6 separate regions of the Homo sapiens genome follow, and all the other regions are linked to region 2. Evidence: chromatin loops called from intact Hi-C (ENCODE). Cell type or tissue: PC-3. All regions are shown on one strand.

The links. Hi-C counts contacts between places; a loop is a spot of excess contacts. Peaks named below come from ENCODE experiments on the same cell type or tissue, not always from the same donor. Only the 100,000 strongest peaks of a DNase experiment are listed, where the experiment ranks them.
Region 1: a loop joins it to region 2, with 8 times the contacts of the local background. A loop is called at or near these places in 8 of 110 quality-filtered maps.
Region 3: it touches region 2 in a loop (7-fold over the local background); 18 of 110 quality-filtered maps call a loop at or near these places.
Region 4: a loop joins it to region 2, with 7 times the contacts of the local background. A loop is called at or near these places in 3 of 110 quality-filtered maps.
Region 5: a loop joins it to region 2, with 12 times the contacts of the local background. A loop is called at or near these places in 10 of 110 quality-filtered maps.
Region 6: a loop joins it to region 2, with 6 times the contacts of the local background. A loop is called at or near these places in 4 of 110 quality-filtered maps.

The regions. Positions count from the first base shown.
Region 1 is chr3:100,588,654-100,593,653 of GRCh38, reverse strand. No RefSeq gene overlaps it. Among named protein-coding and RNA genes, the nearest start is that of ADGRG7, 18 kb to the left of the region's middle. RefSeq lists a silencer at 2,821-2,980. In PC-3, CTCF peaks have their summits at 1,745, 1,976, 2,702 and 2,905 (motif pointing right); a DNase peak (open chromatin) is centred at 2,933; H3K4me3 peaks cover 273 bases.
Region 2 is chr3:101,193,664-101,198,663 of GRCh38, reverse strand. No RefSeq gene overlaps it. Among named protein-coding and RNA genes, the nearest start is that of IMPG2, 120 kb to the left of the region's middle. RefSeq lists an enhancer at 1-325. In PC-3, CTCF peaks have their summits at 2,141 and 2,341 (motif pointing right); DNase peaks (open chromatin) are centred at 2,523 and 4,483; H3K27ac peaks cover 2,420 bases.
Region 3 is chr3:100,734,851-100,739,850 of GRCh38, reverse strand. It overlaps TFG (trafficking from ER to golgi regulator), which reads right to left. Exons shown (of 8, transcript NM_006070.6): 6 at 3,135-3,275. Among named protein-coding and RNA genes, the nearest start is that of TFG, 28 kb to the right of the region's middle. RefSeq lists an enhancer at 1,767-2,644. In PC-3, CTCF peaks have their summits at 2,062 and 2,264 (motif pointing left); no DNase peak of the experiment used is centred here.
Region 4 is chr3:101,033,399-101,038,398 of GRCh38, reverse strand. No RefSeq gene overlaps it. Among named protein-coding and RNA genes, the nearest start is that of ABI3BP, 42 kb to the right of the region's middle. In PC-3, no CTCF peak of the experiment used is centred here; DNase peaks (open chromatin) are centred at 1,508 and 1,958; H3K4me3 peaks cover 733 bases; H3K27ac peaks cover 1,918 bases.
Region 5 is chr3:101,379,790-101,384,789 of GRCh38, reverse strand. The region is part of intron 6 of SENP7 (SUMO specific peptidase 7); the gene reads left to right. Among named protein-coding and RNA genes, the nearest start is that of IMPG2, 62 kb to the right of the region's middle. In PC-3, a CTCF peak has its summit at 2,757 (motif pointing right); a DNase peak (open chromatin) is centred at 2,759.
Region 6 is chr3:100,991,545-100,996,544 of GRCh38, reverse strand. ABI3BP (ABI family member 3 binding protein) reads left to right here and starts at 3,124. Exons shown (of 68, transcript NM_001375547.2): 1 at 3,124-3,239. The coding sequence starts at 3,161. In PC-3, no CTCF peak of the experiment used is centred here; DNase peaks (open chromatin) are centred at 3,044 and 4,034; H3K4me3 peaks cover 2,238 bases; H3K27ac peaks cover 1,440 bases.

The DNA.
Region 1 (5,000 bases), 610 kb after region 2:
AATTTGCCTGAGTGTTTTGGAAGAGACTACCAAATAACCTACGATCTATCCTTTCCTTCTTTAAAAAAAAAAAAAAGAACTTTAATTTCAGGGGAGCTAATGGCCTGCAAGCAAGTCACGATTATTTCCAGCCTCCCTTGAAGCAAAGTGTAGTTATATGACTAAGTTTAGGCTATTGGAAAATAGGCAGAAAGGATGATTGCACCTTCCAGATTTCCAGATCACAGTAGAAATTACACATCACATTAGAAATTCCAGCCACTCTATTTTCCCCTTCTATAGTCTTGAATGCCGACATGGACATCTCAAAAAATGGTAGAACGATCAAACAAAAGGAGCCTGGGTCTTGAATGTCCTCCTAGATCAGAGATGAAGATGAAAGTATTTTATAGATGAGAATTAACACTTAACATTTAAGTGAGTAGACTTTTTGGATTTTGATTTTTTTTATTTTTTGACAGACTCTCGCTCTATTGCCCAGGCTGGAGTGCAGTGGCATGATCTCGGCTCACCGCAAACTCCGCCCCCAGCTCAAGTGATTCTAATGCCTCAGCTATCTGATTAGCTGGGACTACAGGCATGCACCACCATGCCCAGCAATTTTTGTATTTTTTAGTAGAGACAGGGTTTTGCCACGTTGGCCAGGCTGGCTTCGAACTCTTGGCCTCATGTGATCCACCTGCCTCGGCCTCTCAAAGTGTTGGGTTTACAGGTGTGAGCTACTCTTGCCCAGCCTTAAGCCAGTAGACTTTGAGTAAAGTGAATTACCCTTGGTAATGTGGGTGGGCCTCATCTGTATTGGGCCATTTTTGTGTTGCTATAAAGGAATACCTGAGGTTGGGTAACTGATAAAGAAAAGAGGTTTAATTGACTCATGGTTCTGCAGGCTGTACAAGAAGCACGGTGCCAACATCTGCTCAGCTTCCGGTGAGAGCCTCAGGAAGCTCACAATCATGACAGAAGACGACAGGGAGCCAGCATGTCACATGGAGCTAGCAGGAGCTAGAGTGACAGCAGGAGAGGTGATACCCTCCGAAACAAGATCTCACGCACTCAGAGAACTCACTATCACCAAGGGGGTTGTGCTAAGCCATTCATGAGGGATCTGCCCCCTGATCCAATACCTCCGTATAGGCTCACCTCCAACATGGGGGATCACATTTCAACATGAGATTTGAAGGGGTCACACATCTAAACCATATCATTATACAATCAGTTGAAGGCCTTTTTTTTAATTTTTTTATTTTTCCACAGTTTTCACTCAGTCACCCAGGCTGGAGTGCAGTGGTACAATCATCTCATCACAGCTTCAATCGCCCAGGCTTCCCGAGTAGTTGAGACTATTGGCACTGGCTAATTTTTTTTTTTTTTTTTTTTTTTGACACAGGCTGCCTATATTGCCAGGCTGGTCTCGAATTCCTGAGCTCAAGCAATCCTTCCGTCTTGGCCTCCCAAAGTGCTGGGATTACAGACATGAGCCACCATGCCCAGCCCAGTTGAAGGCCTTAATAAAAAAAGGCTAACCTTTCCCAAAGAAGAAGGAATTCCTCTGGGCTTGAACTGTAACATCAACTCTTCCCAGCCTGTTGTCTCAAATACATGCCTTATTTTGAATTCTAAAACATGAAGCTTAAAACTAATGTTAAAGTAATAAGATTGTATTAGTTTGCTAAGGCTGCTCTAAGAAAGTACCACAGGTTTGGGACTTGTCAGCCTCTACAGCCACTTGTGCCAATTCCTTAAAATCCTCCCCTCAAGCCTACATTTGTATATTGGTTCTGTTTCTCTGGAGAACTAATACAGGGGCCATTCTGCAATAAGAACCATGCATTTTACAGGATATGAAGGCCCATAATCCCCAGAAAGCTTAATAATAATGTATGATATTCAAGGATACTCAACGAGTTTGTGATCTAGTTAGCAAGCGTATAAAACATTAGAAGACACCAAAGACAACAATGCAGAAGTCACTAGTTAATAAATGATTTACAAGTATAAACATTGCCTCCCAGAGGAATGTTGGAATGACAAAAATACTGGTTAAGGACACTTGCCAACCTGGTGAGCCCATAAAATAGTATAAATGTATAACTAAGCCAAGTTGTCAGTAAGTTTCTCAACAAAGATAATGCATTTTATGGCTGGTAATAAAACTTGGGGTAGATAATATCTTCATCCCTGGCATTTGCCGTATTGCCCTCAGTGTACCATTTTCCATGCTTTATTCTGAAATCTAAAAACATTAAGCTTAAAACTAATGTAAAGTAATGGGGTTGTTTGAGTTTGCTAAGGTTGCTATAAGAAAGTATCACAAACGGAGCAGCTTAAACAACAGAAATTTGTCTCACAGTTCTGGAGGCTAGAAATTCCAGATCAAGGTATTGTCAGGGCCATGCTCCCTTTCAAGGTGTTAGAGAGAATCTGTTCCATGCCTCCCTCTTAGTTAGCTTCTGATAGTATGCTGCCAAACTTCGGCATTCCTTGACTTGTAGACATATCACTCCAATCTCTTCCTTTATGTCCATATGGTGTTTTCCACGTGTGTGTGTGTGTGTGTCCAAATTTTTATTTTTTATAAAGACATAAGGCATATTAAATTGGAAACTACCCTACTTCAGTATGGCCTCATCTTAACTAATTTGATCTGGAATTATCATATTTCCATATAAGATCACCTTCTAAGGTACTGGGGGTTAGGACTTCAAAATATGAAATTTGTGGGGGACAGACACAATTTTACCCATAACAATGGATTAAAGTACTAATAAATTAAAACCTAAGATTTTTTAAAATAACTCAAACTCTACCTCTAACTATTTTTGTGGTCTGACTTCTTGGGGTGAAGGACGCTTCTTTTAGGATGTGAACTTGGTGTTTGCTTATGAGTTGTGTTTCTACACTCTGCCACTAGAGGGCAGCATCATCGCTCTTGTCTTTTTCACTGTTCAGCCTATTCCGCAATATCGTCAGTCCTCAGTCATCCTCCGTACTATACACACAATAGAGACGGAATATATTTTAGACACATATCTTGAGAAGTGAGAAGTGGGGAAGGTATCTTATTCTGGGGAGTCTCGTGTGCCCTGGCCATCACTGTCCTGGTGGTGATCCTCCCTTTCCTGAATCTCTGACTAGAATCAAATACCAGAGATATTTGAACAGAAGCTGGCATTTCTTCCTCTGAATGGGACACAGGAAGAGAGGTGGGGGTATGAAGACAGATGGTCCTCAGAATAAGGCAGGTCCATCTGAGAAGGAACTGAGCCATTCACTATGCAATAGTCTAACCGCTGAAGTGGAAAGAGCCCGCACTTACGGTGCCTGGAGACTTACCTCTGATGATGGGCTTGGCCACTAACTGCTTGCTCTTGGACAAGTCACTAACTCTCCAGTCTCAGGGTCTTCACCTACAGACAACATCTTAGGACATATTGATAATATCTTCCTTATACTTTCTCTCTTCTTTCTGCACCTAGAGCTCCCTATTCAATACTACATGTTAAGAAAGATTCCTTAGGTGCTATAATAGAGACCAAAGAAATATGTTTCTCTTTAGGGAATTATAATGCAGTGAGAAGAATTTATGGATAGGGATAATTAGAGGACTAAACAGCATATGATCCAGTAATTCCCCAGGCTCTCTGCTCTAGGAATTTATAGACAGAAGAGAGCAGTATGAAGTAGTAGGAGGGAAAGGTTTGGAATTTGGCCATAAAGAATCTTCAGAATTAAGCTGATAGGTTGAAGGAAGAGAGGGCGGTTAATTCAACATAGATATGGGAATTAAAATAAAATGTTTTGGGAGAACAGAGAACAAGTCAGCCTGATTGGTAAAAGCCTTATGTTAAGAACATAAGATGAGCACATAACTATACATTGAATCACATGCAATTGACATTATTTGATTTGATTTGATACCCAAATAGTCTAAGCTTTGAGAATAATGTTAATTAATTTAGACTTGGTATCAGAGGCAAAAGGAAGCTGCGTCAGTTTCTGAGCCGATGAAAGAGGGTTGTTCCATCCTAAACTGCTAAGCCCCTTAATTACGTGGGTGAGCTTATTCCTGTATGTTTTAGAGGCTGTATGTATTTGGGCCTCAGGCACAGATCAGCAAATCAGGTGTTATTTGGCCTACACTTTCAGCTTTTTACTTGAAATCTTTAATCCTCCCTTTAGAAGATGTGAAAATAGGCAGAACAGCCCAAGATCATGAGAGGACTCAGATAAGGAGCACTGTTTCACCTCCATTTGAACATTTCCTTAACCATCATAATTCTTCCCACAACTCATATACACACTCAAGAAATATATGTCATCCCAACTTTAAGGCATTAAAGGTTAAAGGCATTAAGAAATACTGACGTCCAATCTCAGAGCTGTTGGTTGAATTACCTTTGAAAGAGAACTAATTGAGGCACAGAGCCGAATGATGGTTACCAGAGGCTGGGAAGGGTAATGAGGTTGCAGGGTAGGATAAAGTGGGGATGGTTAATGAGTACAAAAATACAAGTAGGTAGAAGGAATAAGATCTAGTGTTTGGTAGCACAATAGGGCAACTATAGTTAACAATAATTTATTGTATATTTTAAAATATCTAAAAGAGTAGAATTGGAATATACTCAAAACAAAGAAATGATAAAAGTTTGAGGTGATGGATACCCCAGTTACCCAGATTTGATCATTACATATTATATGCCTGTATCAAAACATCACATGCACCCCATAAGTATGTACAACTATTCTGAACTCATAATAATTAAAAATTTAAAAAGTTTTAAAATTCTTAGCATAGGATTAAATTAGTATTATGATAATAATACTTAAACATGTAAACATAATTGTTAGAAATTCTTATAGATTTCTAGAGCCGTAAAAATAAAATAATATATTATTTTACACATTTTATAAATCAAACACAAATAAAAGTAAAAAATATAAAAGAATCAAGAATAAATAATTAAAATAAAAGAGGGCGACCTAGAATTCATTAGGTTATC
Region 2 (5,000 bases):
CATGCTGCTATAAAGACACATGCACACGTATGTTTATTGTGGCACTATTCACAATAGCAAAGACTTGGAACCAACCCAAATGTCCAACAATGATAGACTGGATTAAGAAAATGTGGCACATATACACCATGGAATACTACGCAGCCATAAAAAATGATGAGTTCATGTCCTTTGTAGGGACATGGATGAAATTGGAAATCATCATTCTCAGTAAACTATCGCAAGGACAAAAAACCAAACACCACATGTTCTCACTCATAGATGGGAATTGAACAATGAGAACACATGGACACAGGAAGGGGAACATCACACTCTGGGGACTGTTGTGGGGTGGGGGGAGGGGGGAGGGGTGGGGGGAGGGGGGAGATTAGGTATATCTCCTAATGCTAAATGACGAGTTAGTGGGTGCAGCACACCAGCATGGCACATGTATACATATGTAACTAACCTGCACATTGTGCACATGTACCCTAAAACTTAAAGTATAATTAAAAAAAAAAAAAAAACCATTCCTTTCACTGAGCTGAGGCAGCTCTCCTTGTACACTGTTTCCAGGACAATAAGAGACTGTCATTATGAGAGGCTCATGATGAGTCTATGACTCTCTGTAGAGATAAGGAAAAGAAGAAAATATTTTTTCCATTTCACAGCCAAGAACAGACACAGACACAAGCACCATAACAGAGGGGACAGGATTCAAATTATTGAGTAGGGATTTTGATTTTCATACTCAAAGCAGACCAGAGTTTCCATATTAGTGTCTCCTAAAGACATTTTATTTGTTTTGCTGAATTGAAAGAAAGACAAAATGTGTTCTCTCGACCCATGCCACCCAGTAGAAATATAATGTGAGCCATATACATACTTTTAAATGTTCTAGTACCACATTAAAAAGGTAAACGGAAAAAAGTGAAATTAATTTTAATAAAATATTTGTCTTAGTGGATACAAGCTATTATGATTTCACAATGTAATCATTATAAGGAATTAATGATATTCTACATCTTTTTTTGTATTAAGGTTTCAAAAATCACAACACACCTCGGTTTGGACTAGCCACATATCAAGTGCTCAATAGTCACAGGTGGATAGTGACGACCTATTGAACAGCACAACTCTGGAATCTCCTTTTCCAACACTTCCCTACTGCTTCAACTTCCCTTCCCCATCCAAAATACAAAGTGTCTTTGCAGACATTGAGTTCCTGTCTCCGGAAGTGTCTGAGCAGAGGGTGGGTGACTACCATTTGGTGGTAATATTGTGGAACTCTGAATAAAGAGCGTCAGTGGAAGTTTGGACAACGAAAGTGTTAAAATCCTTTCTAATCCCTAAGTTTTGTGATGCTGTGATACTGAGAAAGGAGACATGAAATTGTGGGTTTGGAAAGAACTTCTTTCCGTATTAGATGTGCTATTTCCTGCCATTATCTCTTGATTTGTAATTCACTCCTTTGCTACTTCTAGTATGAATGCAATGATTACTTATAGGGTGCTATATAGCCTATAAACCACTCTCATAAACACTAGTGTTTCATTCAATTATTTCCTCACTCACTTAGTAAAAGCATATTAGTCCCTGCAATGTATTAGTCTCTGTTCCAGGAGCTGGAATGTATTAACCACAGCGGGTAAGATAGGCACAGCCCCTGGGCCCATAAAAGATTCAAGCTCATTTGTTCCTACTCTTCCTTACCTCCGGTTTTTGGAACCTCTCCACCCAAGTTTGGCTTGAGCCACCAGGAGCCATACACTGACTGATATGAAAATAGTGGTCTGACTAGTCTCCTGGTGTAGAATGTCAACCCATCCCTGAAGCGCAGTTTTCAGTGACAAGAAAACTGAAGATGGGGTTCTCAGCTTCTCTGGTGTGATTAAGGCACTAGAAAAAAAAACCAGCACTGAGGAGAAGTAAAATCTGCTGATGTTCAGCTACATGCACGAGTTGAAATTGTCATTTGCATTAAAATTCCCTTTGCTGTCAGCTGCCACATGGATGCTTAATCTCCTTTGACTCTCTGCTACACCTTTTTGTGCGTTATCTGAAAGTTCTGGAAGAATTAAAGCTTCTTCTGAGCAGTGTTTATTAGTTATGATGCTCCTGCTTTAGAGAAAGAAAAATAATGGAAACTTCAGTTGTCAGAAAAACTGATGTTTGGGCCTGATAGAAAAAAAAAACGAGGATTTATGATGAAGGAAAATCATTCATAGAAATATTTCAAGGATTCAATTATGATTTTGTTTAGTAAGTTTGAAAATACTCTATCTCACTCATTTAGTTCTTTAGTGTCCAAAACATTTTGGGAACTCAGTTGCTGAATTCTACAGTATTCAACTTCTCTCGAATGTCTTCTACCACCAGAGAGCAGCAGAGATTTATAGGTAGTTAATGAGTCCCCTAGATACCAATAAACAAGGAAGCTTGGCCACTTGATTTGATCTCATTAAGTAAATAGCTAGTAAGTAGAAGAGGCAGCTGATTAACTACCAGAATGTTCACCCGTTAGCCTGTATCCCTACCCTTTCACCCTTTCTCTCTCTGGGATGTGCGTATATGTGATTTTAATGATTTACGACATGGGTTGGGAAGGGTTTTCTAACTTTTCTAGGAGCTTTGGGGATGGGTCAAAATGTACCTTGTTCTTCCACACTCACTCATGCCATAGCCTGAGTAATACAGGAAGGAAGTGAATCAAAAGTCTGAGAAAGTACAGTTCTTTTTCTCTAGACCAGGCATCATCAAACTGCTGCCCACAGGCCAAATCTAGTTTGCCACCTGTTTTTACAAATTAAGTTTTATTTCAACACAACCACACCGATTTGCTTATGTTTTGCCTATGGCTGCTCTTATGCTACAATGGCAGAATTAAGTAGTTGAGACCATATGCAACCATATGGCTTGAAAAGCCTAAATTATGTATTGTCTTGTCCTTCACAGGAAAAGTTTGCTAACCCCTGCTCGATGCTGTATCAGTATTTAAATTATGGAATATATAGGAAAGCAGAAAGAGTCTCGGACTGGGAGGACTTTAACAACTATAGTACCAGTCCTGGTCCTGCGGGTTGGTAGTAATGTGTCCTTGGGCAAGTTCTTTAATGTTTTGAGCCCTAGGTGGCCTCATCTGTAAATGGGGGCTGGGGACTCAGGGTGTAGTTTGAACTTGGTAGTATCCAAGATCCTTTCCAGATTGAAAGTTCTATGAGGATTTTTAAAATTACTCTTGCTTTTTTATAGTTTTAAATTACTCTTGGCGTTTTTATAGTTTATGTGGAATTGCAATCCCCAGTGTTGGATGTGGGGCCTGGTGGGAGGGGATTGGCTCATGGGAGTGGTTTCTGATGGTTTAGCAGCATCTCCTTAGTGCCGTCTCGTGATAGAGTTCTCATGAGATCTGGTTGTTTGATGTACTATCTCCCGCTTCACTCTCTTTCTTCTGCTCTGACCGTGCAAGATGTGTTGCCTTCCTCTTCGCTTTTCTGCCACGATTGTAAGTTTCCTGAGGCCTCCCCAGCCATGCTTCCTGTACAGCCTGCAGAACTGTGAGTCAATTAAACCTCTTTTCTTTATAAATTACCCAGTCTCGGGTAGTTCCTTATAGGTGTGAGAATAGACTGATACAGCATCTGACAAAGCATCTATAAGGAACTTAGACAAATTTACAAGAAAAAAAAAGCACCATAAAAAGTAGGCAAAGGACATGAAAAGACACTTTTCAAAAGAAGATATACATGCGGCAAATAATCATGTAAAAAAAGCTCAACATCACTGATCATTAAAGAAATGCAAATCAAAACCTCAATGAGATACCATCTCACACCGGTCAGATGGCTATTATTAAAAAGTCAAAAGATAACAGATGCTGGTGAGATTGTTGAGAAAAAGCAATGCTTATACACTGTTGGTGAGAGTATAAATTAGTCCAACCATTGCGGAAGACAGTATGGCAATTCCTCAAAGACCTGAAGACAGAAATACCATTCGACCCAGCAATCTCATTACTGGATATATACCCAAAGGAATATAAATTATTCTATTATGAAGACACATACACAAGTATGTTCATTGCAGTACCATTCATCATAGCAAATACATGGAATCAACCTCAATGCCCATCTGTGATAACTGGATAAAGAAAATGTGGTTTTATACTACATGTTCTCACTTATAAATAGGAGCTAAATAATGAGAACACATGGACACACAGAGCAGAACAAAACACCATGGGCCCTTTCGGAGGGTGGAGGGTGGAAGGAGTGAGAGGATCAGGAAAAATCACTAATGGGTACTAGGCTTAATACCTGGGTAATGAAATAATCTGTACAACAACCCCACTTGACACAAATTTACCTATGGAAGAAACCTGCCCATGCACCCATGAACCTAAAATAAAAGTTAAAAAAATTATACACATTTCAGAAGGGTACTCATCAAATAGTGAAGATTAATATCACATTCCTCAGGAGATGACACACAACTGGAGGTATTCGTGTTACATCATGTGGCAGATACAGTGCAGTCCTATCCCCAGAGAACTGACTTTTATGGAATTTGGCCTCAGTATAGAATATATTGCTGACATATGCTATATGTTATTTCATGCTTGTTATTATATGTAACGCAATGCATTGTTGCAATTAAGCCTACAAGTTGATGCCTATGAGGATTTGAGACAAAGTAAAACTTTTACCTCTAAGTACTTAGACGTAAAACGTGTCACTGATGTTAGGAAAGATGACAGGACAAAGGCCCTGGGGTCTTGGGCTGTGGAAAAAGTGGAGCCTGTAGCTTTTCAAAAAGTAACTACCTTCACGATCATTTATATAGGACCATATTTAATGAGCTCCTTATGGTGAATGATGATTATGTCCTCTGTTTTCTCTATAAAAGTAAGAAGTGGGGTAATTTTCAAATGTTTTCAACTTGCATATTTATTATTCAAACTAAAATATTCCTCTTTTTCTTTTTGCCTAGAGTATTCTAGCCATTCTTTCTCTTTGAGCTCC
Region 3 (5,000 bases), 460 kb after region 2:
AAGTAACAGCATGGTGGTTATATTAAAAAGAAGATTATCAGTTGGACATATATACTGAAATACCTGAGTATAATAAGCTGTTCATAATTTGATTTAAACTACTCCAGCAAATTAAAAGGGGTGCAGTGGGGAAAAAATGATGAAAAAAGAATGCCAAAATATTGGTAAGTGTTGAAGCCACATGACTACATGAAGAGTTGATTATTCTATGTATGTTTCAATATTTACATAATAAAGGCTACTCAGCTTTTCATTATATTGGCATATGATTTTAAAGATTTTAATTATATGCTTTTTCATTTTTTTAGGCTGTCAAACAGCAATATCTCCCGATCTCTGATGATTTTTAGCGTTCTTCTCCTTACCAGTTACATTTCTGGCAACATCACATAGTCTTCCTGTAACAGGCACTGGCTTTATATGAAAAAGAGTAACATTATCCCTTTTGGTTTTTTTTTAATGATGCTCAATATCTTGTTGATCCTTTTAACTGAAAAACATATTAAGACTACATTTATTTGGAATAAAATTCACAGTTCCAAAGTCCCTTTTATGGGAGTTAAGTAACAACTCAGAATTCTTAATTTTAGTATGGACTATTAACACATTGTAAGAGATTGCTATGTTAACAAATTATAAGTAATACATTTTATGTTGGTAATTCTGCTCAAATTATAACCAGTAGTTGATCTAAATAACTGACAATGTCAAAGACTCATTATACAACAAAAAGTAAAAGTAGCCTATAATTCATGCTGGGAATCTATAAATAACGACTATATTTATCTAAAGCTGTGCTCTTAAAATAATCACTAGCTACATGTGGCTATTGAGCACCTGAAATGTGGCTTGTTTGAAATGTGATATGTTGTTTGTTGTTTGAAGTGTTCCAAATCAGTGTCAAATCCCAGACTTCCAATACACAGTACCAAAAAAATTAACTTTTTAATAGTGAGTACACGTTGGATACATTAGGCTAAATAAAATTAATTTTACCTTTTCTTAAACATTTTTCTAATGCTGCTAAATAGAAAAACTACATGTGGCTTCTATCGTAATTCTTTTGGACAGCACTGATCTAGAATTAGATCAGTTATTAATAGTTTAAATGATGTCACATATTAATTGTACAATTTTCATACTGTATGTTTTAATGTAAGCTAACAGTTAATTGCAGCAAGGCATACAATACTACTCTAAAAATTAAATGCATATAAACAGTGTTAATCTGCTACCTCTGAAAAAAGGAATTTGGTTGCTGTGGACAGAGGTGGGAGAGAGAATTTTCACTGTATGTCCTTTCGCATTTTTAAAATTTTACTTATTTGAAAATGCTCAATTAAACACTTCATAGAATGTTTAGATATTGCTAGTAGCGCCTTAATTCCCATTTATTTATACATAAACAGCAAACATTATTTGGTACAATGATCCTTCCAACTGTCATTGTATCACAGTATACACTGCTTAAAATGGGATTTATTTAAAAACAAATCTTTAGTTCGCTTGATGTAGGCATTAAACTCTCATCATACCTATACTCTGCTTTTGTCCATTTCAGCTGACATCTGCTTTAGTTCTAGTTTGTTCTAGTTTTGGCAGTAGCATTTTGGTGCAGAGGAGGAGTTAATTAAAGTTGGTTGAGAAAAGGCTTAAGCAATAAGAAATTCTTCGCAAACCACTGATTCATCAGCAAAATGTCACCTGCTAGTCCATAATGACTGGTGTTCATCCAACAGACAACTCTGTGGATTTTTTTTTTTTTGGCTTTGTTTGTTTTTGAGACAGGGTCTCGTTCTGTTGCCCAGGCTGGAGTGCAGTGGAGTGATACAGCTCACTGCAGCCTAGACCACCCACTTCAATTCAACAATGCAAACAATCCTCCCACTTCAGCTTCCCAAGTAGCTGGAACTATAGGCACATGCCATAGCACCTGGCTAATTTTTTTAAATCTTTTTTTATTTTGTAGGGACAGGGTCTCACTATGTCACCCAGCCTAGTCTCAAACTCCTGGGCTCAAGTGATCCTCCTGGCTCGGCCTCCCAAAGTGCTGGGATTATAGGCGTGAGGCACCACACCTAGCCAGGTAACTCTGAAAGTATCACCACAGGATGATAGGATTCTATTCCAAAAGTGGTCAGTTCATTTTAGCCTATGTTTTGTTTTTGTTTTAATGTAATTGATAACCTTAATCACTTGCTTCTGGGGCTGGAAATACATTATACCACTATCTGACCCGTTAAACAAATAGTTAGAGCACCACCTGGTGTTTGTTTTGAAGTGGAATGCGGCTTTAAAGGTCCCAACACACATAGACAATACAAAAATCACACTTCATTATCTGGAAGGCACCCTAGAGATTAGTTAAGTACTTAGTCACATTCTGCAGAACTCCAAGGTTTTCAATGAGGCACCTTAGTGCCTGCTGTGTGAAGTCTGTTGCCCTTCAATCCCCTATTTTAAATATGGAGCTTTCAGGTTATATTTCATTCAGAACTAAAGACATTCTTTTGAAACCACTGGGTTCAGTCCAGTTTTCACATTTTACAGTGAAAGAATATCAAAACCCAGAGAGACTAAACTGCATATCCAAGGACAGATTATTTCAGAAGAAAAAGTCTGACTTAAAATACACTGCTTTTTTTCCATTAAAGACATATTGCTAAATTTACAAAATTATAAAAGGCTACTAATCTTAACAAAAAAAACCCACTACAACTAAAGTTATCCTTTACCTCTATTCAGAAATCTTTTTTAAATTAGAAAAATCATGCACAGATGTTGAAGAAAGGAGGGAGATAAAATAGCATCTATAACACAAAATAAAGTGTGAAATCACCAGTCTGAACTTCACTATCCTCCCCTCCAAGGGTCACCACTGACTAATGACTGGTCTTTCACTCTGTATCTATATTCATAGAAACACTTTTTTGAGGTATTTTTTTCATTCCAATAATTGGAAACATACCTGACATATTGTTCTATTTGGTTTTTTAACATCAAATCATGTCAGTAAATCAAAATTTTTCCTGTGTTTAAGGCATGACTAAATACATGAAGTGTTTACAACAATGCTGTAATAAACACTTCTACACATGTACTTTCCCAAACATGTGTTCTAAACTCTATTTTACCTTCAATCTGACCTGCTTGAGTCTGAGCTCCTGTATATGGTGGCTGCTGTGGCTGAACGCCTGGTGGGTGAGCTGCTGAGGAGGAGGAAGCAATGCTGTCGGGTGTTCCTGAACGATCTTCTGCAGGAGCACTGGGTGGCCCTGGATAGTCAAAAAAAAGTCAGTTTAGTATCCAACACAAGGCCTTCCCCCAGCAAGCTCAAGGAATAAGTTTGGTTAAAAGATACTAAAAGTACTATAGAATAAGTATATAACCACAAATACGCCTTTTTACATTAAATGTATGTACTTTATTTTTTCCTTTGCTCCAATCTCTTAATCCAAAGCTACAACTGGAACTCCTTCCTTATAAAGTGTAGAGTACTATATTCCTGAGTCTTAACCTCTCCCTGCAAAAATCAAAACTCATGTCTGCAATGCCAATATCCCCCTACTCCAAGCAATGTATTCTGCACAGGAACCAAAATTGTCACTTCATTCTTCAAGGGGTCTTCACTGACCATAAATTAAGTTCAACCTCCTAGTTTGGCATTAAGGGTCCAAACATTATTTCTCACAATTTCTCTTCTCACATGCCTCCCTTTCAGCTAAACTAACCTTCTCCCTACTCCCATAACATAGCTAATATTTTTTTGACCTCTATTTCTCTCCCACTAGATCCCATATATTTAAATATAACATTCACATATTTAAATATAACATTATTTAAAATCCAATTATAATTCCACACTTCTAGTAAGCCTTCTTGACTCATGAATACTTTTTCTACTAGTGAACTTCTATCTAGTTTACTTTTGTTAACTCATACTGACTTCTACTTTGCATTTCTGAATAGCTCTCACTTTCCCTCTTAAAGACTCTGCACTCTTTTGGCCGGGCTCCTGACTGTTGATTCTTTTTGTCTGCCGAACAAGGCCTAGCACTCTAACTTACATATGGAGCCACTATAATTCTTACAAAATAATGAACACAGAAATGAATGGAGAGAATATATTACAGTTCCAATGCTGTGACAGTCAAAAAAGATATTCTGAGGACAATGTAAATATGTCTTATTCCTTTAAATTCTTTCTGCTTTGGCAATGCAGAAGAGTGGTTAAAAGCATAGGTTTTGGAGCTAGACTACCCAGGTTCAAATCCTAGTGCTGTCACTCACTAGCTGTGTAACTCTGGACATGTTACATAATCTCTTTCTGTGCCTCAGTTTCCTCATCTGTACAAAGGATATACTAATTCCTACTTGATAAGGTTATTGTGAGGATTATGAGTTTACAAGAGCTTATAGCATGGGCTTATAAAAGGAATTATACAGCAAAAGCTTATAAAAGTGACTACTACTCAGAAAGTTCCATATAAGTACTTGCTATTATCAGCAGACTAATTTCTCTAAGGGCAAACCTCTATCTTCTGCTCTGATGTATCCCCAGAACTTACCACAGTATTAGGCACAGTTGACAGCTGACAGTCCAAGTATTAATAAGAACCTAAACTAGGATATAATAGTGGTAATGCAAGAGAGACTGATGATTGCCAAAATAAAATGGATGATGGTTTCTATCTACCACCATTTTACTTAAATTTATATCTATGTAGATAAATACACACATTCTTCCCACAAAAGACACTGTTATTAGCCTAAATATATATATTTATTACTTTGGCTCCTCTTTCCTCCCTTATATGTAATTTATTACAGTTAATATTCATTCCATGTTTGTAATATTTTATCCCTCCTTCCCACTGCCACATTCATTATTCTAATAAGCCACATTTTTACCACATCACACCTGAAGAACTACAAAAGTATCCTAGCTATGCATACAGTTTTTCCTACTATAATTCAACATACAAAGCTGTGAGAAAAAT
Region 4 (5,000 bases), 160 kb after region 2:
ATTAGTCAGGGTTCCTCAGAGAAATAAAACCAATAGGATAGACAGATGATAGATAGATAGACAGATAGATAGATAGACAGATAGATATATGGAAGACGAAATTTATTATAGGAATTGCCTTATGTGATTATGGGGGCCAAGAATCCCCACAATAATATAGATATATATGGGGAAATTTATTATAGGAATTGGCCTATGTGATTATAGAGGTTGAGAAGACCCACAGTCTGTCATATGCAAGGCGCAGAACCAGGAAAGCTGGTAGTATAATTCCTTCCAAGTCGAAAGGCCTGAGAAAAAAGGGAGCTGGTGGTGTAAGTCCCAGTCTGAGTCTGAAGGCCTGAGAACCAGGATTATATATGTCCAAAGGCAGAGGAACTTGGATGTCTCAGTTCCAACAAAGAAAAAAAGCAAATTCACCCTTCTTCCATATTTACGTTCCATTTACATATTGGATTACCTCCACCCACCTTAGTGAGTGCAATCTTCTTTACTCAGTTTGCCTATTCAAATGCTAATCTCTTCCAGAAACACCCTCACAGACACACCGGGAAATAATGTTTTGCCAGCAATCTGGGTATTCCTTAGCTCAGTCAAGTTGACACATAAAATCAACCATCACAATTAACTCCTTGTAAGCTTGGCACCCATATGAATCTCCTTAAACCATTCCTAACCTTCAAATAAAGACAAAAACCAGGCCGTAATGCCACCTACCAGGATACGAGGATCCTGCGTACACAAGGAATACTAATCCTTTCCTCAGAAGAGAAGGTAAAGTCTTTCAGTGACATTTTCTCTTCTGATATCCTACAGGTTACACTTGAATACTATGTACAAGTTACATACACACACACACACACACACACACACACACACACATATATCCTACAAGTTATGCTTGAATACTATGATGTAAAATTACATATGTATATGTATGTATATATAAAATTACATATATATACACATATATCCTACAAGTTACACTTTAATACTATGATGTAAAAATAACAATAGTTAAATACTGATATAAAGTTAATACATATCATGTTATGTGATAAGGAAATAAGATTAGAAATAAAGGAAATATGTTTGCTTAATATATATCTATGTACACCCAAATATATTCATAACAAGATGAGGAGGAAACACTCATGAAATTACAATTCTCATTTCTGTAACTGGTCATGTAGTTGTAACTGGTATTTATAACTACCTTCTGCTACTACCCATTCTGCATTTTCTTTGCCTTCAGCAAGGACCTCAGCTCATTGTGGCTCTTTACCTGTGGGGTGACCGAAAACTTAATTCCTGACCAGTCTGGGTCATTTGTAATCCTGCCTGGATTGGGTAGTTGTAGTTTCTCCTTGACGTTAATCACAGGGCATGGTAATACTAAAAGATGCCCTAAGGGATCTTCTGTATTTCAGACTTCTCTTCCTTCTATTGCGGAGTAGTAGTCCTATTTACCCTTGGTAGTCAGGATCAATCACCCCAGCCAACATCATAACTCCCTTCTTGGCTGTTGACTCAGAGGCATGAGGAGCCCAAAGTGGCAGTCTTAACTTCTAGTTTAATGGAAGTATTGTTGTATCTCCTGGTGGAAGTATTCTTACCTCTGGGACTAAGACGTCTAAGCCAACAGAGCATAAAGTCTAATGAACAGGAAGCATACATTTTGTTTGTGAGTTACTATGTGTAAATAGGAAATGGTGCCTCTCCCATCTCCACCCCTTGCTACCTGGACCTGTGACTTCTGGCTCTGAGAGAAAGAGCACCATATATTGGATGCTGATTCAGAGCATATACAGAGGGCCTTGTACAAGCCTTGCAAGGTATTGCCATCTAACTGGTATTATAACTGAGTGTTCAAAAGGCCATTCCACCATCCTATCAAGCCAGCAGCTTCGGGATGGTGTGGAATGTGGCAAGACCAGTGAATTCCATGAGCATGAGATCACTGCTGCACTTTTTGTGTGTTCTAGAATAAAATATTTTAAAAATTTCTTCCTGGCTCATTGCTATGAGTTCTTCTGTCTGTGGTTACTAAGACTAATCCCCAAGGAATCAGGAAGAGTCAATCCTTCCTTAGAAGCTGAATGCTGAATCTCTGATTATTCAAGACATTGGACTATTTTTTTAGGAAGTGATGTGACTCTGTTATTTTTCTCCTTGATCTGACAGTATCTGTGGGAAGAGCACAATGAGTTGCATAAAATAACTGACATTAAATTTCAGTGATTTTCTTCTGTGTTATATCTAGCTATACTTTATTCTTTCTCTTCTTCACATTTGTCTGTTGTGCTAATTGACTTAGCTCCTACTTTCTGCTCTGAAATTCACAAAACTACAGTTAAGTATGACACATTTTCTCAATGCTTCTATTTTATCCTAAAATATTGGTGGGGGGGAGACATTGGATTTTTACATTCCTAAAAGATTTTGTTACACACATGTAGAGGGAAAAATCAGTGTAATTCTGTTTTCTGATGGACGTGTTATAGGCCAAATAGAAAAAAAATCACTTAGATTTTTAACTTTTATTTTATGTTCAGGGGTACATGTGCAGGTTTGTTATATAGGTAAATTGCATGTCACAGGGGTTTGGTGGACAGATTATTTTGCCACCCAGGTAATAAGCATAGTACCTGATAGGTAGATTTTTGATCCTCACCCTCCTTTCTCTCTCCACTATCAAGTAGGTCCCAGTGTCTGTTGTTCCTTTTTTTGTGTCTATGTGTACTCAGTGTTCAGCTCCTACTTATAAGTGAGGGCTCTGTTCCTGCGTTAATTCGCTTAGGATACTGGCCTCCAGCTTCATCCATGTTGCTTCAAAGGACTTGATATCTTTTCTTTTTTTTTTTGAGATGGAGTTTCGCTCTTGTTGCCTAGGCTGGAGTGCAATGGCATGATCTCAGCTCACTGCAACCTCCACCTCCCAGGTTCAAGAGATTCTCCTGTCTAAGCCTCCTGAGTAGCTGGGATTACAGGCATGTGCCACCACACCCGGCTAATTTTGTATTTTTAGTAGAGACGGGGTTTCTCCATGTTGGTCAGGCTGGTCTCGGACTCCCGACCTCAGGTGATCCACCTGCCTCAGCCTCCCAAAGTTCTGGGATTACAGGCATGAGCCACCACGCCTGGCCGATATCATTATTTTTTATGGCTGTGTAGTATTCCATGGTGCATATGCAACACATTTTTTTTCCAGTCCACCATTGATGAGCATTTAGATTGATTCCGTGTCTTTGCTATTGTTAATAGTGTTGTGATGCACATACATGTACATGTGTCCTTTTGGTAGAATGATTTTTATTTCTTTGGGCATATACTCAATAATGAGATTGCTGGGTTGAATGTTAATTTTGCTTTGAGTTTTTTGAGAAATCACCAAACTGCTTTTCACAATGGCCAAACTAATTTGCATTCCCACCAGCAGTGTATAAACATTCCCTTTTCTCTGCAACCTCGCCAGCATCTGTTATTTTTTGACTTTTTAACATAGCCATGCTGACTGGTGTGAGATGGTGTCTCACTGTGGTTTCGGTGTACAGTTCTCTAATGATTAGTGATGCTGAGCATTTTTTCTTTGCTTGTTGGTCCCTTGTATGTCTTCTTTTGAAAACTATCTGTTCATGTCCCTTTCCCACTTTTTAATGGGGTTGTTTTTTGTTTGTTGATTTAATTCTTTATAGATGATAGATATTGGACCTTTGTCAGATGCAAAAAAAAAAAAAAAAAAAAAGACTAGAAAATTCTGAGTATGTAGCAGGTGCTACCAGCTAAGGCCAGGCTCCCAGCTCATCATACTAGGCCTTTGGGAACCTTCAGTGGAAAAGGAGAGCTTTACCATATTCTCTCAGTAGCAACAAAACCTGCCACCTAGATGAGGGATACTATAATCCCAAATTTTGGCGGAAGTACATATTTTCTTTGACGTCTGTTTGCCCATTTGATCTTGCTTTTGTTCTCACTTTCTCTCCTCCCTTTACAAATAGTTACATACATTTAATTGGGGGGTGAAACAAAACATGGATATCAATCTTTAGGGCATTATGAAAGTTATCTCCTCAATTATCCAAGTTAAGTGAGCGGCACTTCTGTTGCATTATAAAATAGCTTCCTCTGGTGTACTTTTAAAACTCTCTGTGTTCTAGGGTCAACTATTAGTGACCACAATGTTCAATAATTACTCAGATTTGGTGATTCTGTCCTAAGGTGAAATTGATCCTGTGCAAGCAGAATGATTGTTGTGAGAAAGGCAGCAATGGCAAGGTGTAGAACTTGATGAGATTTAGAGAGAAGCTAACAGCTGAAGCCACTCCCTCTCCCCCAAAGAGGGAGTGGCTCTGTTTTCACGGGAAGTATCTATTTCCATGGGAAAGCAGAGAGGAGAGATTCCCTAGACTACATATTAATTCTAAAGCATCCTCAATATCAATGAGAGAGAGATGCATGTGCAGATGGCAGTTGCTTGGGATCTTTTCCTTTTGATCAAATACATATATTTATGTCCAGATTTACTTCTTTATGTGTACTCAGTTGCAGGGAAGTTTTGAAAGGCATTGCCAGGGATTGTCTACAGATCGTTTTGTCATTACGTAGAATGCGTTTCAGCAATGGTCTTTGTATAGTGTGCTGGGCTGGAAGCATTGGTGTCTAGAGACAGCTGCCTCATGCTGCCAGACTCACACAGAATTGACTTTTGCTACTGTGTGTATGATTTAAACACACACACACACACGCACACACACACACACACACAGATACACATTTATAAATGAAAAGATCAAACGTCTCAGAGTTCTGTTACTCACTTGAGGAAACAGGGTAGGAAAAATGACTTGGAAAAGGAAAATCAAATTACAATCAGAATAATTATTGATGAACAGGGAATCTGAGTGAAGAAGAGATTTAAGATACTCGTGCTGAGGTGACTTGGTGACACACCTTTCCCCAACCTGGAGACCCTCCTTACAAGGAATTGAATCTGCATTTCT
Region 5 (5,000 bases), 190 kb before region 2:
TGACCTCTTTGCCTGAGTTTTACTTGGGTCTGCTGGGCTTGTTCTGCCCACTTGGCCTGGCAGGCTGTGCTTGGCTCCCACTACTGGCCCGGATTCCATACCTGCCAACGGCGAGCCAGGTGCAGAGTGGCGAGGGGTGTGTGAGCGAGTGAGTGCTGGGTCTGGCCACTGTGCACAGCCAGGCATGTCGGCTGTGGTGGGACGGGCAGCTCCAGGTGCTGGCACGGGTGCTGGCTTCCCACAAGACTGCAGTTGGACCAGTCGTACTGCAAGTGGCTTCCACTGCTGGCACTGGGGATTGAGGTGGTGCCCAGAAGCTTGGAGACACCAGGAACTGCAGAGCCCCAAAGAGGGTGTCACAGCCCTGGCTAGGGGAACTCTTAGGTGGGCTCCCTTAAGGGCCACAGCTCTTCTTTCCTTCTGTCTTCTCTTCTTCTAGTCACCCGCAACGTGGCAAGAGTGTGTAGCACCCTTTTTAGCCCTGTTTGTATTATAGCTCTTCCAGTCCTGCCACTTGGCAAGTCCTGAATTCTTGTCCTGTGTTCAGGAAGAATTAGGTATGTGGACAACTGGAGGGTGAGTAAGGTAAAGTGGTGTTTTATTGAGTGACAGTACAGCTCTCAGGAGACCTGAAGTGGATAGCTCCTATTTGCAGGCAGGTGATCCTGTCGAGTATACAGCTCTCAGCTGAGAGGGGACCCACAGTGGGTAGCTTCTCTCTGCAGGCAGGTAGTCCTGATATCTGCCCAAGTCTGGCTGAGTCCAGGGGTTTTTATGGCCTTTGGAGGGTAGGAAGTGCACGCTTATTGGTCCATAGGCAGCCATGGCTCAGCCTGGAGAAAGCACCATAAGTTGTCACTCTGGTCCACGGAACTGGGAGCCTGGGCCCCAGACTTCAGGCTGTCCCAGGCCTGAAGGAGGGGCTTCACTGGGGACACTCCCCTTTCTGCCCAGGAACTGGTCTGCCTCCCACTGCCATCAACCTCCTATCCCCAGTGCCCAGGCAGTTCATGCTGAGGGGTGCCTGCAGGCCCACACTGAGCTGCCCTCAGCATCCCCTTCCCTCCTGTGCTCATTGGCCCCCAAAGTCCAGAGGGGGCTGAGGTGGCAGGGGGCTGGCGTGTACCCGAGCATGTGTACACCTGGCCAGGTTGTGACAGTGCCTCGCCTTGGCCTCAACTTTGCTCTAGAATTGGAGTGGGCACTGAGAGTGGAGAGGCTGGGCAGTGGGAGCAGACACTTCTGAGTGTGCGGGGGCATGGGGGCCTTCCTGGGCTCCTTAGAGTACAGGAATGCCCAGGTTTGCAGCTGTGGCTATGTGGCTGCAGCAGTGCTGGGGAAGGCAGGACTCCCGCCCCTCCAACTTGGAAGGAGGGTGGGGCTTCTGCCTGTTCCCAGCTCCCACCAGCTCTGTGGAATTTGCAGTCCCGGCTGTGCCTCCCCCACTGCAGCCGGCCTCTTTGCAGCAGCTGCTCCAGATGGGCTGCTGCTGCTGCCATCAGTGGAAAGCAAAGGGGGAGCAGGCACATCACATGGTGAAAGCAGGAGCAAGAGAAAGAGTGGGGAGGCTGCTACACACTCTTAACCAGATGTAGCAAGAACTCACTCACTTATCATGAAGACGGCACCAAGCCCTGAAGGATCTGCTCCCATGACCTAAACACCTCTCACCAGGCCTCACCTCTAGCATGGGGATATAGTTCACTATGAGATTTGGTCAGGGACAATTATCCAAACTTAATCATTTTTAGTGAATATGTTTTAAAAAATTTCTTATATGAGTTTCTGTTAGTATTTGTCCTTATTAGGGTGCTCATCTCTTATTCATTTTAAAAACTCTCATTAAAGGTATTGACTCTTTGTAATATGTATTGTAAATTGTTTTTCAAGTTTGCTATACTACACTTTCTTTATAGTATCTTTGATATAGAAGACTTTTAGTTTATTTTGCAAAATATGTTAGTGTTTAATTCCTGTGTTTTGGCTTATCCCTGGCAAGACCTCTTTAACCCCAAATATGGAGATAAGTCAGCCAGCTACTGTTCTCATTTGTACTGCTTTAGATGAGCTATCAATTCCTGAACAAGTCTGTAGATTACTTTCCTAATTGAAGTTCTGATTCTTTTTTTGCCCTTCCATTATAAATATTTATTAAGAACTCCCTTTTAGGTCAGACTGAGCAGAATGTTTTAGTATTTTTAAATTTTACTTCCCATTGGGATTTTTAGAAATACTTTATAACTGCTAATGTAAAGAAGTCTAATTTAATTTCCAAATAATATATACCGAATTGTATTAGAAAATAGGCTTGGGTGTGGTGACTCATACCTGTAATCTCAGTGCTTTGGGAGGCCAAGATAGGAGGATGGCTTGAGGTCAGGAGTTCAAGATCAGCCTGGGAAGCATAGCAAGACCCTGTCTCTACAAAAAACTTTTAAAAAAAGAATTAGTCAGGTGCAGTACTGTGTGCCTGTAGTCCTATCTACTAAGAAAGCTGAAGCTGGAAGGTTGCTTGAGCCCAGGAGTTAGAGGTTACAATGAGCGATGATCAAGCCACTGCACTCCAGCATGGGTGACAGAGTGAGACCCTGTACCTAAAAATAAAAAAAAGAAGAAAAATATTTCATAAAATTATGTTTTACAAAAGTAATAAAGGTTTTATTGTAGCTAGCCACTCAGCAGGGATTGGTAATTAGCCTTGAGTGAAAGGGATCAAATTGCTATTTTAAATTGCAAGACTCTAATATAGACTTCCAACAGAGGGAGCCCAAAGCTTTTAAATGGAAGTGGAGGAGGTTTCATTTTTATTAATGTATTCCAGCTCTGTCATAGTTTCCTATATTCATGTCAGTTGATTTTCTTTTTAAGCTTTCCTTTGGTAATTTGGTAATGACAATAATCCACATAAACACTAAAGAAGATACTCTATTTTGAGATCATTTTCCCCTGTTAACTTAAAATTTCTCTTCTATGTTTTATGTCATAAATTTTCTTCTGACTAGCAATTTGAAAAACACTGATACAAATAGTGCATATATCCTAAGTTCAACTCCTTTATGCTAGAAACATTAGTCAGTTTTGAATAAAATTACTAATAATGATACTCATTTGCACGGTTAACTCTTGAACATTTGCATTATATGGTTATCACTCTTTTCAAAATAATATTTCATTATTATCTATATGTAATTTATGTAAACATTTAAACTTTTTCCTAATTTGAACAATAATGCATATTTATATTAAGAGATATATAGAAAAGTATGAAATTGATATTACCCATAATCCATTCCTCAATAATAAGCATTGATAATATTTTGATATGCTTTCATCTAAATATTTTTCTGGATTAAATGATTATAATCATGAAAAATAGTGTTATTTTTATTCATTTCACACTATCCTCTTTTGATATTAATCTTTACTTTAGGCCTATGAGATAGATAGGAGAGCAGTTAATATTTCTATTTTATAAATGTGGAAACTTTTTGAGGTTCAAAGAGATTAAGTGGCAGAGGTAGAACTATAACACAGGTCTAATATATATGAGATGCATTTAAGTTAAAAAACATAATGTTAAAATAAACACCCAAATGTTCACCTTCTATTAAAAAATAGACTATTATCAGCATCACCGAAGCCTTCTGTGTTCCCCACTTTGCCCATTCTGTCCCATTCCCATGCATTCGCCTTAGAATTAACCACTTTTCTGAATTTTAAGTTTTATATAATTGTGAACTTTAGAAAAATGATTCAGGTTACTGAACAATATGTATTACATGGCATGCATTTTTTTTGCCTAACATTTTTGTGAGATTCATTCATGTTGATGCATAGAGCTAGAGATCATCCAGTTTTACTTATGTATTTATTGTATTAATATTAAAAATAGATCTACCTACTTTTTATTGATGGAGTTTGGATTGTATCCAGTTTTTTTTCTCTCATAAACAATGCTCCTTTGGACATTTTCATTTTATATGTGTTGCCAGTAAATAGTATGTATCTGGATACTTCTCTTTTTACATTCAGTCTACATTTATTTTTAACTATAAGGCATAGTCTGTTTATATTTTATACTACTATTTTTCTTTATGCTTTTTATTTGGTCTGCTTGACTTTTTTTCCTTTCTTGTATTTTTTTTTTTTTTAGAGATAGGTCTTGCTATGTTGCCCAGGCTGGAGTGCAGTGGCTATTTACAGGCATGATTATAGTGCACTACAGCCTTGAACTCCTGGCCTCAAGTCAGCCTTCGAAGTAGCACACTATAGGTGTGCACCACTGTGCCCCACCCATTCTTGTATTTTAAAAATTAGTTATGTTTTGTTTTGTGTGTGTGTGTGGGGGGGGGGGCGGTGGTTTGCTTTACGTTCTAGAAGATTTAGACTCTTTCTATTTTTAAATAGTTTTCTATAAATTATAATATACTTGATAGACCTATCAAAGTCCAAAGTTAATTAGTATCTGTGTTCTCATTTTGAATAATAGGGACTTTAATCTATTTTAAGTACATTCACATTATTGTACAACCATTACCACCATTCATTTTCAGAACTTTTTTCATTTTTACCAAACTGAAACTCTGTATCTATGAAACAGGAACTCCTCATTCCTCTCTCCCCCTAAACCCTGACAGCCACCATTCTACTTTCAGTTTCTATGATTTATTTCATGACCCTAAGTACCTTAAATAAGTGGAATCACAGTATTTGTCCTTTGCTAACTGACTTATCTCGCTTAGCATAGTGTCTTAAAAGTTCATCTATGTTGCAGCATGTGTCAGAATGTTCTTCCTTTTTAAGGCTGACTATATTCCATTTTATGTATCAACTAAATTTTGTTCTATTCATCTGTTGATAGATAGTGGTGTTGCTTCTACATTTTGGCTATTGTGTGTAATGCCATTATGAACATGGGTGTTCAGTGTGTGTTTGTATCTCTCCTTTAAGTTCTTTTGGGTATATATCCAGAAGTAGAAGTGCTGGATCATATGGCAATC
Region 6 (5,000 bases), 200 kb after region 2:
ACCTATACACTTAATATGGGTGGGGGATGTATTTGGCTCTAATTTTCTACCAGTCAACACAGAAAGAGAAACCTGGTTACAATGTCAAAAAATAAATACAGTTGCTCTGGAAAAATAGCCACAACTTTTCATATTTGACACAGCAGTCAGACGTTTTCTCCAGGGTTGTTATTTTTTAGGAGGTACTATATGATGTAGTAAGCAATGTCTAGCAACACTCTTACTATGTACAATAGGGGGTTTCATGGCTGATTCTTATAATAGACTTCAGTGTAGGTATTACACAAAATGCACTATACTAAAGCATGATTTAATAAAATATTTTAACGCGGGCCAATACTATTTTCAAGAACTGTGAAAGATCTGAGATTTTTATCCTATCTGCAAGCTAACATGCAGTTCATAGAGGCTGGCAGGAGACACAAAACACCTGGGTCAAAGACAAAGGAAAGGACAGTTTATTACAGCAATAGCAGTAGCCTGAATATCAGCATTTGCACTAGTTCTAGGAGCCCAAATTCTCACAGGACAACACAAAGAGGTACAGGTGATATGTACACATGCCATGGGTTGTTTTACAGAAGAGGAATGACAAGCTTAGAGAACTTAAATATTTTATAATGGGAAGTGATCATGTATTCACATTGCCCCAGAGGGAGATGTTACCTTTATTATATGGAACAGAACACAAATTTCTATCTTCCAAGGATATTTTATGTGCAAATATTCTTTACAAGATATTCTGGAACATAGGGAGTTAGTGCCTCTGCTCATAGGATGTGCGGAAACATTAGTTACCCTTGCAAAATTATCTCCCAACAACTGCACATTCTAGGTCATACTCAAGTGTTCTCTGACATAATCTAGAACTAACCCTTAGGTTATTGGGAGGAATTGATGAATTCTGTTTCATTTGACACTTACTCATCATGTACTTATTGTATTCTTATATTCTAGGCACTAGAGACAGTAGCAAAAGAGGCACAGTTGCTTTCTGTAGTGTTACTCCTCCCTAGTCTGAGGAGAGCCCTAATACTTTCAACATCCTCACTGAATGTTCAAGTGTCCTACTAGCTAAGATAATGCAACCATTTTTTATTTCTGACACAATAATTAGAGATTGTGCTTCATTTAATTAGCCTACAGTCAGTTGCAAAACTGCAAATAATGATTGCTAAGGTGGATTTGACTTTGCCTGCTGGCCATGCAGAGGCCAATTCCTGAATTCCTGCTGGCCAAGCAGAGGTCAATTCCTAACTCTTGCACCAGCCCCTCATAAATGTTTTGAAGAACCAGCCTTCTTTACAATATTTCTGCTGGGTTTGTTCCCCTCAGAAAACCTGTCATTTCCTGCTAACACAGTGGTCTCACTGGCTTAATGTGATGGCAATGACATATAGGAGCAGAACCAGCAGTGCCAGCTGGATAAATGTCCTAACCCCGATTGAGGGAACTGCTTATTCAAGTAAAAAATCAGAGATGAAAAAGACCTGTTAAATAAGCCAGTGCCTCCTGTAGTCACTGCCAGAGCATTCCTATGGTGAGAGCTTAGACCCAGCCAACTCTAAATGACTTTAACAAGGTGCCTTCTCACACTTTATTTGGAAGACGGGGCTGTCTCTTCCATTTTTTCTTCTTTTTTCTTTTTGATAAGTTTTCTAACTAGAATTTCATTTGACCAGTGTTATTTAATTTTTCTCTTACTGTTTTTGGTTCAGCTACAGCACCCCAATGAGGTAAGCGATTTTCAAAGAGTCAGTATAAATATACCAACAAGGTTTAAAGTGCTTTATTAACCCAGCCATTCCACCCATGCGTCTATATATTTTGACCAAAGTGATGTAGGGGGAAAGGATACACATGTGGACTTCAGAGGTAAATATGCCCAGGTTAGAATTATAGTTCTACTTAACTGGGGGCTTATCATTTTCATTATTATTGTTTCCAGTGACTGCCATTTAGTAAATGTTTCCTGTGTGTCAGGCTCTATGGCAACTACTTTCGAAAAACTGCTAGCAAATGTAAGAAATTGATACTGTCATCTTTATTTTAGAATCTAAAATGTAGTAATTAAGACTGGAAGCACTATAGTTAAATGGGCTGCTTAAAATGCCAACACTGTGACCTTGGACTTTCACTTGACCTCTCTGTGCCCAGTTTATCTATCTGTAAAATGGGGATGATGACAATGCCTGCCTCATAGACCGTTTTGAGGAATAAATGTCTTAACATGTGTAAACTGATTCGATCAGTGCCTAACACGGAGCAAGCATTTAAATGTCATCAATATTGATAATATAGAGATGAAGTTTGCTCAAGGACAATTCATTAGTAAGTGGCATCCGTTATTAAGCAGTAGAATATACTAGCATTGTCAGGACACTTAACCTTTTTTCCTCAGCTTTTCTTAATGGCAAAATGGGGATAATGCCATATCTCCTGCAGAGGCACTGGGAAGATTAAAATACAGTAAAGTAGGTAAAGACTCGATTACAGAACTCAGTCCACAGTTGAGGCTCACATAGTAATAGTGCTCTCTCTACGTCTCTACATCTACATCTGTTGAATATATGTGTATACACATATATATTATAACGTAATGTATAGCTTTGTAGCCAAAGACTTACTCTTAAATGTTTCTCATAATACAGGAACTACAGAATGGCTCAAAATATATCTTTATGAGTTTACTCCCATTTAAAAGAATTGGGTTGGTTTACTGGATAATTAAAAAGTTTCCTTCTTAATAAGGTTTTATTTTATATTTTTAACATTTTGATAGCTTTTAGTACATTGTTTCTGGATTCTTTAAAATAGTTTATCAAATGTTTCAAAACTGCCTAAATACTTCTTCTTTCACAAATACAGATCTGCCATAATTTGAATTTTTATATCACAGAAGGAAGAGACACAGTTACAACTTAGCAGAAAGAAAGAAATGTGATGATATGTTTTTGCTGTTGTGCTTTTTTTTTTTTTTTTTTGGTGTGTGTGGGAAAGGGTGTGATGTCATCTTGTCTCCACCCCCTGTGAGTAAGCCCACGGCACAGCTAAGTGCAGCCGCCCGCCTCTGTCACTGGGAGACAGTCCACTTAAATGCAGCTCCAGGGTTGCGAGGCACCCACCAGCATCATTCCCCATGCGAGGTGGCAAATGCAACATGCTCTCCAGTTTGGGGTGTCTACTTCTCTGTGGAAGTATTACACTAGCCCTGGGAAATGCACAGAAATTGCCAAAAGGCAAGTAGCCTGATGTTTTATGTTTTAAAAATAATATTAAGATATAGATGTTTTTAAATGTTGATTTTAAATATGATCTGCTTTACCATACGGGGGGAATAGAGTTATTCTGCAGAGATTCAAAGTTCAAATGTGTGAAGGGGTCTCTTAAACTTTTACTTTCCCCTCCTGTTATTTACTTTTCAATTACAGCTCTTTATTGCAAAAATGAAAACAAACTTATTACATTGAGCAGCTGTTCATCAGAGCTTGAACTGTATACTTTCTAACTATAGTGCTTGTGTATTGAATCATATTGTGTAAATGGATATTATAGTCTGTTAGAAAGAGTTGTTTGGTGTTTTTATCCTCCTCCCCAGAGACTGAATCAGTACTAGCTTAAGATTCAAAAGAAGCTGGTTCTGAAACCTTGAATCTTTGGTGTGAACCTCAAACATACCTGTTGACCAGGAAGCTGAGGGAGTCTAGGCAGGTCAGACCAAAGTACGGTCATGTGCTGATTTGCAGACACGTCCCTCCAGTGGAGTTTGGAAGAGGGCTTGAGCTGTTGGACAGGACACTCCCCCCTTTCTTGGCTAAATTGCTCTCATTTTAGTGTTGGTATTTTGTTTACAAATGTTATCAGAAGAAAATTAAAATTTCTAAATTTTGACCCTAAAAACAACCCTTTGAGCCCATCAGAAACCAAAACAAGAGGCTGTTGCCTCTCTCCTGTCTCTGAACATAAATGTTGCATGTACTTTTGTTTCTCTGCAGAGGCACTTCTCTAAGCCAACTCTAGGTCTGTGAAGGCTTTTTATGGTTGCAGACTGCTGTAGTCAGCAGGATTGTGAAAAACAGGCTGGAATTTACCATACAGTCATGATGGAAAACATCAGAAGTAATGCAGAGCTGCAGGCTTGTCAAGAACCTGGTGTGCCTAAAGTCAGAAAGAAAGGTTGCTAGTGTCAGAATATCCAAAAGATCATCCCTAGGTCCTCTCTCTGGGTAGTCTGCCCCAGGATCATCTTGTCCCAAGTGAAAACTGTTCTTTCCTCGGTGGGTAAAGTGAAACTTGAATCCAGCATGTGAAGGCTGAAGCGGTTGGCTAGTTGATATTTCACACGATAATGTGAACAGCAATAAAAAAGACTAAGTAAACTTTCTCAACTCTGATCAAATAATTAAAGAAAAATAAAAAACAAGCACTCTTAGATCTTTTTCTACCAAGAGTTTTGCTCCTTGATCACAATAAAACTGTGATTTAAATAAATCAATTATGAGCCACAAGCATTCAGAGTTAATTGTACCTACTAATGGAATATTTAACAGTAACATATCATTTGAGAAGAGTCTGGGGGTTTTCTCAGTCTTAATACCTACAGAAGACTTTTATTTTACTTTTTATTCATTGCATAGGGATGATATAGGTGCAACTTTGTTACTGCAAACTTCTGGACAATCCCAGTGCTTTAATTATCGTGTTGCAATCACTAGACACAAATCTCTTGACACAATTTTTCTTTATTTATAATGGGAAAGAAAAAAAAACATAGTTGTCGAAAATGGCCACAAAACTTTTGTTGTTTATTTAAAAAATATTTGTAGTTTTGGTAATTTGGAAAAAAACATCAAATTATAATAATGATAAAAGAAATGGCAAGTCTTGTTTTTAATATTATGTTTTTTCTTTATTGGAAAGCTATTGAGGACCTTTTAGCTGAAGTCATCTTTTTCAAACTGTGCTCCAGGCATAGGTGCACTGTTTGTCCTACAATGGGT